Regions from separate parts of the Homo sapiens genome. Here region 2 is linked to region 1. Evidence: read pairs that join two places in POLR2A ChIA-PET (ENCODE). Cell type or tissue: MCF 10A. All regions are shown on one strand.

Region 1 (8,000 bases):
TTTCACTTGTTTAACTGATTCCTTGCATTAAATCTGCTCCCTGAAATTCTTAGAATGGTTTCTATTTGCTGATGGGCCCCTGGGCTGATATGACAATGAAACTGAGAGGTTAAACGTGAGACTGCACCTCCCTGCACTGAGTGGTTGAATCTACTTATCTGCGCTGAGGTCCCTATTCCTTTGAGGAAGTTCCAGGGCCACCTTATCCCCTTGCCTTAGGTTATCTATTCAATTGTGTTTCATAAGAAGTCCAAGGCAGGCAAGGTGTGAGGGGTCCGCCCAGACTCAGGCCACATTCTGATTTCTCAGAAGCGGTTTTAGGGCCAAACTTTCCATGCTGAGGATAATTGCAGGATTCTAAAAAAAGAATATTAAAATAAATAACATAAACACAACTTTTTCACAACACAATTTGGTTTAAAGGATTAAGAAACAAATCCCATTTTTCATGTAAAAATCTTAAAATAGCAATGATAAAGGCAGAAAGCCAAAGCTTAGGGGAAAAAAATGCTTCTAAGTGGACATGAAAAATTTTGAAAATATGAAATGTATAAGTATTTTTTCAAAGTCAGGTCCTCTCAATGTGCAGAGAAAGATGGAAATAGCCTTTTTGTTTTCTTTTTGAGACAATCTCGCTCTGTCACCCAGGCTGGAGTGCAGGGGCTCAATCTCGGCTCACTGCAACCTCCACCTCCTGGGTTCAAGTGTTTCTCCTGCCCCAGCCTCCCAAGTCGCTGGGACTACAGGTACATACCACCATGGCCAGCTAAATTTTTGTATTTTTAGTAGAGATGGGGTTTCACCATATTGGCCAGGCTGTTCTGGAACTCCTGACCTCAAGTGATCCGCCCGCCTTTCAAAGCGCTGGGATTACAGGCGTGAGCCACTGCACCCAGCTGGAAATAGTCTTTTACAGAAAGATTGTAACTTCACTCAAATTATTACCAAGAAAGGAAACCGAGCATATGAAGGACATACATTAACACATTCTAATGCTGCTCAAGTTCCTCTTTCATAAAAACAGTATAAGTTATATCCAATAAAAAGTTTCTGTAAAAGGTAACATTTTAATGATTCACTAAAAGCATTTCCAATTTCTATGAACTTTGAGCCCAGCTGCTGAGTAGAGTCTGAGGAGCAGAGAGGAGCACTCTTTCAGCCCAGTAAATACCAAAGCTTTCAACTGAAAACATCCATTCCTCCAAAGTTGCCCCTGTCTTAATCCAAGTATAAAGTCCAGGTAGAGGGGGGCCTTGGGCAGGAACTGAGAATATGACCCTTCTGGCGGTGGGAGCGGTTGCAGCAATTAAATCACCTGTTTTGGATCATTGGCTGGGATCCCCAGTTCCTTCCAATTACTGACTGCTCACCTTTCAGTGGAGCTGCCCACAGGATGGACTGCCCCTCCCAGGCTGACAGGATTGTTCTGCTCACCACCGTAGTTTTAGTGCTTATCATAAATCAATAAATTGGCATTGCTATTTTACACATCAGGTTTGGAATCATGGTTTACTGGGTACATCCCTGATAAATAAAATTATCTTTCTTATGATAACAAAATCAGTTTCTGGGCCACGAGGCTAAGGGTCAGACCCTGAATTATGTAATCTTATCATTCTCAAAGTATGATCCCTGGACCAGCAGAATCAGCGTTACCCGGGACTTGTTTGAAATACAAATTTTGGGGCCCAACCCTAGACCTCCTGAATCAGGAGTGTGGAGCCCAGCAATTGTGTTTCAAACAAGTGTTCCAGGGGATTCTGATTCCTGCTCAAGTTTGAGAGCCACTAAATTGAAATGACAGTTATTTGGAGGTGGGGGATTATGGTTAATTTTGTGTCAACTTGGCTAGGCCATGGTGCACAGTTGTTTGTCAATGCCAGGTGAGATGTTGCTGTGAAGGTGTGCTTTCGATGTGATTAACATTTAAATCAGTCAATTCTAAGTAAAACAGATTACTCTCCATAAAGTGGGCCGGTCTCATCCAATCAGTTGATGACATTAAGAGAAAAGAGAGGTCCCCTGAAAAGGACGAAATTCTGCCTCCAGACAGCCTTTAGACTCAAGATTGCAACATTAACTTTTGAAGGAATTTCCAGCCTGCTGGCCTGGACTTGCCAGCCCTCGAAACTGCATGAACCAGTTCTTTAAAATCAATCTCTCTCTCTCTCTCTGTATATATAGATACACACACACAACCTGTATACATACACATATACAGGTTGAGTATCTCTTATCTGAAATGCTTGGGACTAGAAGTGTCTCAAATGTTGGATTTTGTTGGATTTTGGAATATTTGCATTATGCTTACTGGTGAGGCATCCCTAATCTGAAAATCTGAAATATTCCACAGCATTTCCTATAAGCATCATGTCAGCCCTCAAAAAGTTTAGAATTTTGGAGCATTTTAGATTTCAGATTTTTTAATTACAGATGCTCAATTTTATATATATGTAAGGTGAATTATATATATATTATACCCTATTGGTTATGTTTCTCTGAAGAACCCTGACAAATACAGGGTTCATATGTTCATATGTTTAATGCATGTATCCTACATTAGGACTAGGATTTTATCTTTTTTTATTTTTAGCACTGTATGCTCAGTGCCTAGTATGTAGTAGTTAGGCTCTCCATGCATATTTTTGGTGAATGAATGAAGTGTGGTGAACTCACCAAGAAAGGGAATTGGATAATTTGGCCCTGAGAGGGGGCTCTTGGAAATCAGCCAAACCTGAAAATACCTCCACTGAATTCCTTTGGGCAATAAACCTCTCCTCAGGAATCTTCTAGAGTGTGTAGATGAACCAACAGGAAATCACATCCAGGAATTGTGTTGAGTGTCTCTGTATTTAATTTCTTACAAGTGAAAGAACGCTCTACACTCGGCAGGCCACTCTTCAGCTTTGTTTCTATCCACAGGCCATGATTTTAAGTGCAGTGACTGCATTTGGCACTTCTGTAACGCCTTGTATTTAAAACCAGCTTTTAGAGTAGATCCCTATCAGTACTTTGTTTTTCTGGAAAGAGTGAAATTGAAAACTTAGCCTCAAATATCATCTATTTTAGTGTCAGCCCCAATACCTTAATCTAAAGAAGGTGCTTTCCTGAGAGATGGGAGCAGACTTTGAGGCCGACACTCATCTCTACTCCCACGTCACACCCTCTGTGGGGCCAGCTCACTCAAAACAGCAGCAGAGCTTAGTCTCCAGGCTGCGGGGATTGTTGTAATGCTATTGAAGACGGGTCAAAAGTCATCTCGATAAGATTATTTTGAAACCTCTAGGATAGCAATTCCATCTGCTATATGAAATCAGAAAAAGTAAACATTCCTTGGTTAACCTTCATCATTCCCCTACATAAACCTCAATCACATTTCTTTGAAACCATGCCAGATTTTCAGTGCTGGCTAATAGGATTCAGGCTCAGATGAGGGAAGTTGGTCCAAATGTGTGAAGTGGACAACAGTGGCCAGAGGGGAGGACTTAAGGGCCAACTAATGCTTCTTCAACTCAGTAGCCAGTCCTGTTTGAAACTTTGAAAATGCTGTTAAGCTGCAAAGTGTTCCTTCCCTTAGAGAAGGAAAAAACTAAGAATTAGTTTGGTGAATTTGCCCTCCATTTACCTGGCAATTTGCTCTCCACAAATCTGGCATGATTTCAAAGAAATGTGATTGAGGTTTAAGTAGGCGAATGACAAAGGTTAACCAAAGAATATTTACTTTTTCTTATTTCATATAGCAGATGGAATTGCTATCCTGGAGGTTTCAAACACAGAATACAAGGAAAGACATTCATTATTTCACTAGGAATCCATTCCGCTCACTAAGCTCCTACCAGATGCTGGGGCAGCCTCTGGGGCAGGGCCCAGGTAAGGCTGACAGTCATCTAGTGTCCAGAGAAAGAACCGAAAAGCTTGAGCCAAGTGTGTATGAATGTATGTGGGGTAAAGTGTGATGGAAAAAGCCGAGGGAGATGACTCAGCAGCTTCCAGTGTTTACAAAGACAACCAACACCTAAACCAAACAAAAAGGACTGAAGGCTAGGCAGAGGCTCGTATCCTATATTCAGTCCATATGGGAGCTACTTTGAAGTCAATTTTAAATTAAGTCACCTGGGAGTTGGAATTCTAACTCAACCACTTACCAGCTATGTGGAAGTTACTAAATCTTCCTAGGTTTTAATGTTCTCATCTTTTTACTAAAAAGGGGTACAAAGTTTGTTGAGAGGACAAAAATAAGATTACATAGGTCAAATCCCTGGTATCTAATCAGACCCAAAGTCAACCCTCAACAAGTCTTCTCCTTGCCAGTCAATACCAAAGCTGGCCAGTCACGCACCTACTCAGACTCGCTTACTGTGAGTTCTTCTTTGTCTTCAAAACTGTCTTCAGTGCTCACTTTAATTTTTACAAAAATATTCGGCTTTTTAAAGGGGGAAGGGGTTACTCTAAATTATTTGTCTTGTAAACTGAGGCCCCAGGGAAGGATTCTACGTGCTGTGGCTGGTCCAGCTGTGATGCTTCATTTCTATTAACCATCCCTCCACTACACACAGACCACAATCACACCACAAAACACACACACACACACACACAGTGCACACGCGCAGACACACACACACACACACACACACACACACGCTTTGACTCAGAGTCACTTCACTGCTTATCTGACTAAAGGTGCGAAACTAAACTATGATTTATGACCATTCCTTCTCATTTCAGTTTCAGCAGCACGAAATCCATTTCTCAGTACATTTCAAGGAAGAATAGTCATTGATATTTAAGAAGCATTAATGTTTTTGAACAGACATATGCCAATACCTCTAATAGGAATTAATAACAACTCAAATCCATATGAATCCATTTTGGCTCAATTTGAATAATTTGAGAACTATAATAATCTTTAAAAGTATCTTTTAATTTCATTATACTTTGAAGATAGCAATGTTGATGTCCAGATGACCATCACAATAAGGGTATCATAGATGATTTAGAGGTTAGGAAATGTCTATTAAAACTTGCTGGAAAAAAAAGCAGACTTTTTAGATTGCTATATTTGCTGAAAAGGAGACCTATGTTTAAATCATTCTAACCAATAAAGAATTAACAGATTTTGCTTCATGGCACTACAAACAGCTGTTGAGTAAGTCTTCCAGGTATTTCCTGCAGGGTTTAAAAATCTTGGGATAAAAATAATAAGATCTTATAATGAACCTTATTAACAGAAAGAAATGTAATAAAAATTATTATCTTTGATTTTCCCCATAGAGGGAGGGAAAATATCAACTGCATATTTTAAATAGATGTTTAAAACAACAAAAAAGAAAATACACATACAACAAAAATAAGATGTTTTAAAATTTCCCAAACATATATTCATGTCCCCAAAATAAATCTGATGTTTCGACCAGTTTGTTTCATATAAACCAAACAATCGTTGTCTATGAAAGTATAAGCTGCCCCAGTGATGGATAGCTCTTTTGTTTCTACAAACAGCAGCATTCAGTGGGTACCCTGGATGTTTTGCTAAAACTTCTAACTAGCATTCTGTTTATTATTCAGATTGATTAGAAAAATATATTTTTCTTTTGACAGTTGGGTGGCTTTTTAAAGAATTACTTGTTTCAAATTACACACTTCTATTGCAACACTTGAATCTGACACCTCAAGCATAAGCTACAACTTGCTGGCTCCCCATCTCCCAACAGAAAAAAAAAAAAAAAACCAACAAAACTATGGCCCTGAGAGGATGGCTCTGTATTTACATTCAGCATCATATATCAGCATTTACCAGGGTGAGGCCAATGGCTGTCAACTCCTGGCTCTTAGTCAATATTTAATCACTGTTCAGTTATGTAGGAAGAAGGAAACATTCCATCTCCCGATAACATGTCTTTAATATGAAAAAAGCTTTCACTACATTTATGGAAGCTTGGTTATGCTTCTTAGAAAAACTATCAAATTGAGATGTTGCACAACTGTTCTGATATGGCATTTTAAGTGCATTGCCATTGGTAGGTGTATAAAATGAATAATACTTAATCATGATTTTTTAACAGTATTACAGAATTTTGGGTTCACCCTGCAACCTTTTTATTTTATTCATTTGTTTATTTACTAACGGAGAAAAGTGGCTGGAGAAAAAAATGTATGAAATCCTCGTCTAGTTCATAACCTCTAGCTCTGGTTCAGTCTCTGAGCTATGAAGCAAAGCAGCCATACCAAGGAAAAAAATTCACATTGGCTTTTTGACTGTTACTTAATTTAAAAGATTCCACAGTTTTGTTTTTTGATAGAGCTTTGTAAATAATTTCCTCAGACCTAGCACCGTGATTTAAAACCATTTACTTGGGCCAGGCGCAGTGGCTCACGCCTATAATCCTAGCACTTTGGGGGCAGAGGCAGGTGGATCACTTGAGGTCAGGAGCTCGAGACCAGCCTGGCCAATATGGTGAAACCCTGTCTCTACTAAAAATACAAAAATCAGCTGGGCATGGTGGCACGCGTCTGTAGTCTCAGCTACTCAGGAGGCTGGGGCAGGAGAATTGCTTGAACCTGGGAGGCAGAGGTTGCAGTGAGCTGAGATGGCACCACTGCACTCCAGCCTGGGCGTCACAAGACTCCGTCTCCAAAATAAAATAAAACCATTTACTTTTCCATTTATTCTACAGGATAACTAAAGCAGCACAAGGCTTAAGTTAAGGGAAAAGAGCAAACGACTGACGGGAAAGCCCACGTCACCAGGATTCCTTAGATTCCTACCTGACAAAATATTTCATGTTTCTTGTGTAGCACATAGCTATTCTAATGAACTGGTCAGCTGAGCTGGAGATGTTTTTACCATTTAAACAAGATCTACAATGTTCCATAGGGAAGGCTCATGCATTCCTTATAGTGTCAAGATGAAAGAAAAACTGCAGAGAAGGTGAAAGCTGGAAAGTGAAACAGAGTAATAAGTACTGAAAAATGTCTTCGCTCAAAGGCACAGAGTTTCTCTCTTTCATTCTTTCTGCTAACCCATGACCAGATGAACAGGTGTAGACTTGCTCAACGGGATGACATGTGGCAGAAAACATTTTCACTTCAAAGGTGCAAACCATATTTGACATTCAACAGCTTTTCATTGCGGTAGGTGGAAGAGGAAATTAAACTTTACCTCAGCTTGTTACAATTCATTGGTCGTGCTCTGACACGGTAATTATCCTTTGCTCCTAACCAAGACTCCCCAATCCAATCATCACATATGGGATGGAAGGGGGACTGCAGGGGTTTCTCTAACCTCCTTGGACCTGCCTGCAAAGCACAGAAGGGTTTTAGAAAGAAGCCCCGGGGTGGAGTGCTCATGTGGCTGGCATGAGAATACCTGACTTTCTGTTGGCACCTGGCATTACAACGCCTTTACTTCATCTTGGGTTAGTGCGCCTAAAGCTTCAGGTAAATCACAAATAACTCATCAGGAAAAAGGCTGGGACCTCTGTTTTACTATATTCCCAGCTCACAGCTTCCAGTAGACCTGGGAGAAAAACCCTCAAATATGCCAACTACTTTAAACCAAAATACTCAAGAAGTTCCTGGAGCCTTAGAAGTTTAACACTAATTCATTACTGGATTTAAACAGCTTCTTCCCACGTACTTCCCTAAAAGGCTCCATTCTCCACTCCACTCCAGTTCTCCAAGTATAAGAAGTGACATTTCAAGCATTGTGCCTGTTATTAAACTCCTTGCAGCATAAAAATATTTCAAATCAACTACAGGAAAATTGCAAGATTATTTTATTGTGCGCAAGATGGCTTTTAGGACTGGTGGAAAGTTCCACAAATGAAGTGCAGACTCAGATGCCTGGGATGTGTTTGTGAGGTAAGGGAGTGATTTTGGTGAGGATGCTCCTGGTGCAGTTTCCATGAAACTTTCCAAACTCCCTCTTGCCTGGGGCTGGGCAGCTCTTGCCATCCCTTTCACCTGGCTCCCAGAAGCTCTTCAGGTCTCCATTCAGCTGT
Region 2 (8,000 bases), 54 kb before region 1:
ATAAGGCAGAGACTTGTGAAAATTTAAAGAAGGCCCCTTGTCTTCAAGAAGCCTGTTGTCGGCCAGGCGCGGTGGCTCACGACTGTGATCCCAGCACTTTGGGAGGCTAAGGTGGGCAGATCACCTAAGGTCAGAAGTTTGAGACCAGTCTGGCCAACATGGTGAAAACCCGTTTCTACTAAAAATACAGAAAATTAGCTGGGCATGGTGGTGGACGCGTGTAATCTCAGCTACTCAGGAGGCTAAGGTGGGAGAATCGCTGGAACCCGGGAGGTGGAGGTTACAGTGAGCCAAGATTGCGCCACAGCACACCAGCCTGGGCAACGGAGCAAGACTCCATCTAAAAAAAAAAAAAAAAAGAAGAAGCTTGTCGTCTAATGGAGGAGACAGACCTATATGTAAATAGTTGTAAATGGGTTCTAATACAAGTAAAAACAAAATGTACTGAGAAGGAGAAATCTGGACTGAGAAATAAATGGGAAAAGTTTCCTGAAGGAGGTGGCATTTGAGCCTTGAAAGCTGCATTAGCCTGCAGTGGGTGGGAGCAGGTGGTGTGTGGGTAGGAGACATCTCAGCCTGAGGCATTGCAGCTAAGAACTGATGGCACTGTGAAGGCAGGAGTAAAGGGTCTGGAGCGAGAAGCATTTCTGCCTAGGGGTCAGAAACAAATGTCGGGCCTTGAAGGCCATGCAGAGGAGTCTGAAATGTATCCTAAGGAACAGAGGGAAGCATTAAAGATTTCTGACGGTGCTTCTCATGACCTGGTATGTGTTTGAAGAAGGGACTCTTTATGCTCCCAAGGGAGGAAAAAGATGAGTGTTATTCACACACTATTTTACTTTTTCTTCTTCAAGTCTCCATTCCCACAGTAGCTAAGAATGTCAGGGTGTGATCTATATCTGGGGCGGTCATAAGGGAATTTAAGCAATGGCAAGAAAGGTATGAAAGCATGTCATTGTTTTTATATACACACTTATCCCAAAACCCCACTCCAGGAAAGAGGGAAAAAATATTTAAGAGCTTTTAAGCAAAATGGACCCTTCGACCTAAACTTGTGCTTTCAAGTTTACAATATTTCTAAGCTGTCTATCAAAAACCATTTAGAAAAATGTGGCCTCTTGAAGGCTGCCAGGCCTGAAGCTGTGGGCAAGTTTCTTTCCTGAAGAGATTGGCTTCCTCCCAAGACTGGAAAATGGAGGTCGATAGCTCTATCTTTTAACAGGGCTAAGACCACAAATGACAACACATGCCTCAGTAACCTCTTTGCTAACATAAATCCTGTAAGGAAGAAAAGTATATGAAGATGACGACGATGTGAGCAGTTTTAAAAACAAAACAAACAACCATGAAAAATTCTGTAGGAGAATTCCTTCTGTTTATTCCTCCTTGGTTTACGTTGTTCAAAGAACAGTGCATACAAGCCCTTGCTCAAACAGGGGTGTTCAGGCTCTTGGTAGCAGCGAAACTCTCTTTTTCAAAACAAATCATCCATTTAGAAAAGCAATGTGTAAGAATCCATTGTATTTCTACATATTAGCAAGATACAACTGGGAAATGAAGTGAGACACAGTTTCCCTGGGCCGCTGAACAATCCTCACCAAACCCCTGATGTGCTCAGAAGAAATGACACAAGAGGAAGGGGGCTCTTAATTCATGATAACTGACTTGTTTATGCAGAAAGGCAGCCTCTGGCAGGGGACCTGGCAACTCTTATGCCAGGAAGTTAACTGGGAAAGTCTCCATTTCACAGATGAGAAAACTAACAAGAAACAAGGGGATAGATAACCAGCTCACACACAATGAAAACAGTGCAGGTTCATGGTGGGAGGAGGGGAAGGAGTAGGACTGAAAGTCATAAAACAAGAAACCAAAATGCCATAGAATGTTTACAATGCTTTTTTTTTTTTTTTTTTTTTTTTGAGACAGAGTCTTGCTCTGTCGCCCAGGCTGGAGCGCAGTGGCGTGATCTCAGCTCACTGCAAGCTCTGCCTCCCGGGTTCACACCATTCTCCTGCATCAGCCTCCCTAGTAGCTGGGACTACAGGTGCCCGCCACCTTGGCCGGCTGATTTTTTGTATTTTTTTTAGTAGAGATGGGGTTTCACTGTGTTAGCCAGGATGGTCTCGATCTCCTGACCTCGTGATCCGCAGCCCTCGGCCTCCCAAAGTCCTGGGATTACAGGCGTGAGCCACCACGCCCTGCCTTACAATGCCTTTTTTGTTAGTCAATTTTACAAATAGTAGACATATCCATCTGTATTACTTGAGGACCTATTCTAAGCACTGAGAAAGCAGACAGAACAAAGATAAAATCCCTGCCCTCATGAAGTGAGTGAGGGAGCCAGAAAATAGACAAATAAGTAAAATATGTACTATGATAAATGGCGATAAATAAATATAAAAATAAATTAGAGAAGCATGATAGAAATATTGGGATAGGCCGCGCTCATGCCTGTAATCCCAGCACTTTGGGAGGCCAAGGCGGGCAGATCACCTGAGGTCAGGTGTTCGAGACCAGCTTGGCCAACATGGTGAAAGCCAGTCTCTAGTAAAAATGCAAAAATTAGCTGGGCATGGTGGCGGGCGCCTGTAATCCCAGCTACTCAGGAGACTGAGGTAGGAGAATTGCTTGAACTCAGCAGCTGAGTTTGATTGCGCCACTGAGATTGCGCCACTGCACTCCAGCCTGGGCAACAGAGTGAGACTCCATCTCAAAAAAAAAAAAAAAAAAAAAAAAAAAAGAAAGAAATATTGGGATAGAACTGGAGAGCTGGAAGTTTACAGATTACATCCAGATAAGGCTTCACCTAGAAGTGACATCTGAGCAAAGACTCGCAGAAAGTGAGAGAGTAATGGATGGGGGTAGAGGCGACAATATAAGGTAAATATCTATAAGATGTAAAATATTAGATGCCTGGTTGAATGTGAATTTCAGATAAACAGTGAACAATATTTTAGTGTATGTCCCAAATGCTGTAAGTTATTTGCTAAATCTGGCAACCCTACACAGTGGGGCGGGGAGGGGGTGGATAGGGGAGGTGGGGGTGCATGCCAGGCAGAAGGAATAGCAGGTGCAGGGCCAGCCCAGCATGGTAGGAAGGTAGTGGAGGAAATCAGGAATGTAGGAGCGGAGTCCAAGAGGAAGCAGGGACGAGCTGATATAAAGCCCTGTTAGGACTTGGATTTTTACTCTGAGCAGGATGATAAACTAAAATTTTTGAGATATGGGACATGATCTGTCTTCAGTTTTAAAAGCTCATTTTGGAAACTGTGTTGAAAATAGACTATGGAGTGTGGGCAAGGGCAGGGGTAGGTAGAACACATAGAAGGCTATTATTGCTGTAATTATGATGACAATAACAACCACGACAACAATGATGTACATCTATACAAAAGCACAAAAATGTGCATGCAATTTTCAGGGGAATGGCCCCTGAAGCCCCCATTCATGGACTACCCATTAAGAAATCTTGGCATACATCATTTATGGGAGAAAAGGAATCAATATTTCAAATGAATTCTATCAACTGACTAAAAATGCTAATCTAAGAAATTTGCTTTTAACCACTGCAATATCATCCTTAAAAAATAAGTAAGTCCTTGTAAAATGGTGGGGAAGTTTCCGAAAGCCATTCAACTGCAGATATCATCAGTGACTACAAACATCAAGCTAAGGACTTCAAGAAAGCACCTTTTCTGAATCTAGTTGCATGTGGTGCCAGCTGGGTTCTAAAATGAAGGTTTCTAAGTGGGATTAAGATTTGGCTTCAAGGTTAATGTTTCTGTTTTTGCTGAGCTATGTATAAAGAGAGAGCACTTCAAAAGAACATACACATGTAGGTAGTTCTACTATAAAATCCCATGCAGATGCAAAATCTATTGACCATTATTACCCAACCAATACACTTAATTTTATTGTGAAAATAAGCAATAAATACTTCAAAACTATTAAACACATAATGACACTGTTATATATTGCAGCTCATGTAAAATAAAATCAATTTATCTTCCTTTGGAAGAAGTAGAATGCTAATATAACCCCTTCTCTCCAGATGAAATTGCTGATATTTGACCAATTTTCAACCTACAAAAACAATGCTTTTATGTTCAACCTAATGAAAAGACATATGGAATAATCTTATAGTAGTTTGCCCTTCAAAAATAAATAGATTCTTGGAAAAGAGAGAGTTATTTTAATTATTATAGTAATTCAATCACCTGGAGCCATGCCATGTGTAGATTAGGCTCTCTATGGATACTTGACATCCCCTACCCTCAAGTTCTGTATTATGTGTAAGTGACATGTTGGTTTTTTTCTCAGCATCTCTGACCCCTTTCTCGTGGAAAGAATTACTGTGAAGCATGACGCTCAATATTTAGGATCTATGGCCCTAAATGTACCATAAAATGAAAATACTATGAAATAAATCTGTAAGTACAAATTTCTAGTTATTAAGCAAGACAAAGTATATAAATACATTTCATAGGCACACGTTACTTAGCTGAGAAACCACTGCCTTGAGTCTTGTGAAATGTACTATTTTGCCTGCACATATTTACCATTGTGAAATCTGACCTTATGAGAAACACTTGCTTGTCTCAGGTAACCGACCTCACACAAGGAAGAAGCATTGTTAAGTTAGAGAATTGGTCTCTCAGAGATTCTAAACTCAGTCAGTTGAGTAATATCCCAATATTAACTCTCCAAGATTTGGACCAGCCCTGCCTGCTGCTGCAAAGAGCAATTTCTCTGAGAACATTCTTGCTGTCTGTTTTCAACAAAGATACTTTCTATGTTGCCTCAACAGTCCAAGTCCTACCAAGGAGTTACTAAACACTCTAGAGCTGATCTTTTGAAATTGTCTAAGTGTTTAATTCATAACTCCAGTAGCAAATTAGCATACAAATGAATATGAATTACTAAGATTTTTCTATTTGGAGTTTTTGATGCATGTTGATACTTTAATGCTTATTTACCAACCATTTAAAACAACATACTAGTAAAAATAAGTTCGGAAAGACACACAAGTGCAACTTTAAACATCAAGTGCATACTGGCTGATTTTTGAAAATTTCCAAGATTATCAATCGCGACTATCTATTTACATAATTTCTTAAAGATAGTCCTAAAAGCTGGATGTGAAGCAACTCACATCCTATGCAACGAGCAAAAATCACGTTTTTCAGTGTTATCGATGTGAGATTCCAAACAGATTTTCCTCTGAAATTCCCTTAAATTCAAATTACAGTCCAAAGCAATTCCTCTTTTTTGCAGACGTACAAAATATGCAAAGCACATATCACCTCCGTGAATTTCACAAATGCTTTAAAGGCCAAGGAAGCAGTGTTTTCTGCCCCATTACTCCCCAGAAAAGCTAATTACAATTCAGATACTGCACGTGATGAAGGCCAGGCGCGGAAGATGGCAAAATCCCTGAATATCCGGAAAGAGGCAACCTGCTGCTTTGGAAGAGGAAGGCCTCCTCTCCCAAAGGATGCCGGCCTCAGAATCAGGCTTTAAATTTTACCTGATACGAGCAGTTATCCTGATGTACCATCTCAGTGCATCCTAGGGCGCAGACCCCAACGCAGGACTGCTGAGCGAGGCTGCGGAGGGCAGGCGCGGAGCATCCACCGGCGGGCGGAGAGAACGCCCTGGTAAGGCAGGGGCTCCCCGCAGATTAAAATGGATGCTGTTTCGCTGATCAACCTGCGCAGTGGCACTGCCTGTGCCGGGAAGCGCGCAGCTAGCGAGCTGAGCTGCTCTCCAGCCCTCCGAAACCAGTGAGGCAGGCTTAGGAACATGGAGCTGGGACCGGGCTGGGGGAGGGGGCGCTCATCACCCGCACAATCAGCCAATTATATTATAGGCACAAAGAAAAGGATCAGTCTGGAGCTGGTGTGACCTTCTGGTGCTTTATGAAGGCAGTTAACTGATGTGGAAACATTCTAGTCCTCATTAACGAGAAAAAGGCCAGCGAGGGAGAGGGAGAGGGACAGACACAAATCAATGTTGCAGTTGAACATTTCTAACCTCCGGCATCATCCTTCCTACCCACTAAGGCTGCTTGGCTGGTGCTTATCAAAAAAAAAAAAAAAAAAAAAAAAAAAAAAGAAAAAGACCTTAAAGATAATTTTAGAACTTTTAACATGCTAAAGAGAGAACAATCCATTCTGAATACCAACAATGAAAGGATGTTTTTCTATGTTGAGTTTTTGAAGTGTTTGTCAACTTTATAACTAAAAGGTCTTTACTCTTTAAAAGGATTATTTTGTAATTCTTTAAATTCCCTGCTTATTTTTGGCTCCTAGCTTCTTTTTAAGTCAAATAGAAATAAGATAGAATAATTGCTGTTATAAGTTTTTTTAGGGAGAGAGCTTATTAAAATATTAAAGTCACTATAATTTACTTCATGAAAACTAAACTCTTAATTGGAAGGTTTTTTTTTTTTTAATGTAAGGCTTTGTACATATATTATTACCCAACGCTGTGACTTGAAAATATGGACACCCCCCAATGCAGCACATACAATTCTTGGAACAGACCCATCCTCCCTGAGACAGAGTAATTCTGGACTTGCGGACAATACTCAAAGGAAATACAAGTCAGACAATACATGTTTCTGGGAAAAAACTGGGGCCAGTTTCTGAGTGGCTTCAGGGCCACTTCAGGACTTGAGGATACACAAAAAGAAAAAACTGGGCTATAAATTCTTCAAGCTAATGTAATGAGAAAATTAAGGGGGAAAAGTTAAATAAAATTTTCTTATTTATATTCCTCAGTTGCCACAGGCAATTAGTTTTGTTGTTTCTTTTCTTTTTTAGCTTTTTTTTTTTTTTTTGAGATGGAGTCTCACTCTGTTGCCCAGGCTGGAGTGCAGTGGCGAGTGGCGAGATCTGAGCTCACTGCAAGCTCTGCCTCCTGGGTTCATGTCATTCTCCTGCCTCAGCCTCCTGAGTAGCTGGGACTACAGGCGCCCACCACCATGCCCGGCTAATTTTTTTATATTTTTTTTGGTAGAGACGGGGTTTCACCGTGTTAGCCAGGATGGTCTTGATCTCCTGACCTTGTGATCCGCCTGCCTCGGCCTCCCAAAGTGCTGGGATTATAGGCGTGAGCCACCGCGCCTGGCCCATGTTGTTTCTTAATAAAATAGCTCTGAGTACATAAATGGTACTTAACAAAAATGTGACTGAATTTAAACCATCAAATTAAAAAAATCAATAGGGACATTATTTTTAAGCTATTTTAGTATCTATCTGTCCTATGTTCTATTTATGTAGCCGTCTCAAAAACTCTTCCTCTTCCCATTAACCACGCAGTTTCACTGTGCTACTGACAGAGAAAACAAGTACTTTTTGCATGAGAAATGGAATTGACATGTTTGACAAGTTTTCCTATCAAGCACTCTCTTAAAAATGGTGGGAGTTTATGTTAGGATTATTTGCTAATGTAATTTTAATAACTTATCTGTTTTGTGGAATGAGAAAAACCTATTTTTATAAATATTCTTAATTTTTACTATTTGAGGTTCAAGCAGGAGCAAAGCCTGCTATTGCTATCTCAATTCGACTCCCTTGACGCACTCACAAGCACACTCATTTCAGCCTTCCTAGTGAGGAGAACGAAAAGATGGCCCTGAAAACTCAACTCCTGGTATCCTCAGAGGCTTCAATTTCAGCAGCAGGTTCAAAGGAAAAGTACTCTGGAGACTCACCGTGCAGAAGCTCACTGCCCTAATCCTTCCTAGTCCAGGAGAGGGGTGGGTCACATAACACGTGCAGGACTTTCTAGGCCTGCTCACTGGCTGCACAATGAAAGCTTGATGAATAAAGCAGAAGCCTGGGGGTAGGGAATGAGTCAAGATGAAGACAAGAAGATGGAAACTTTTCAGGGATAAGAAACAATAAACAATACACCCCCATCCTAAAACTCCATTCTTCTCTGAGAGAGACTTCTGTGTAGAGTGCCTTGCAATACAACCACCCAACAAGGTTCTG

The links. ChIA-PET counts read pairs that join two places held together with the same protein. Peaks named below come from ENCODE experiments on the same cell type or tissue, not always from the same donor. Only the 100,000 strongest peaks of a DNase experiment are listed, where the experiment ranks them.
Region 2: POLR2A ChIA-PET joins it to region 1 with 10 read pairs; 4 of 35 experiments call an interaction of 5 or more read pairs at or near these places.

The regions. Positions count from the first base shown.
Region 1 is chr3:159,783,307-159,791,306 of GRCh38, reverse strand. All of the region lies in intron 4 of IQCJ-SCHIP1 (IQCJ-SCHIP1 readthrough), which reads right to left. The region is part of intron 2 of SCHIP1 (schwannomin interacting protein 1); the gene reads right to left. Among named protein-coding and RNA genes, the nearest start is that of IQCJ-SCHIP1-AS1, 19 kb to the right of the region's middle. In MCF 10A, no CTCF peak of the experiment used is centred here; DNase peaks (open chromatin) are centred at 3,296, 3,946, 5,736 and 7,046.
Region 2 is chr3:159,837,742-159,845,741 of GRCh38, reverse strand. The region is part of intron 4 of IQCJ-SCHIP1 (IQCJ-SCHIP1 readthrough); the gene reads right to left. The region is part of intron 2 of SCHIP1 (schwannomin interacting protein 1); the gene reads right to left. All of the region lies in intron 2 of LOC124906299 (a long non-coding RNA gene), which reads left to right. Among named protein-coding and RNA genes, the nearest start is that of IQCJ-SCHIP1-AS1, 73 kb to the right of the region's middle. In MCF 10A, no CTCF peak of the experiment used is centred here; a DNase peak (open chromatin) is centred at 4,581.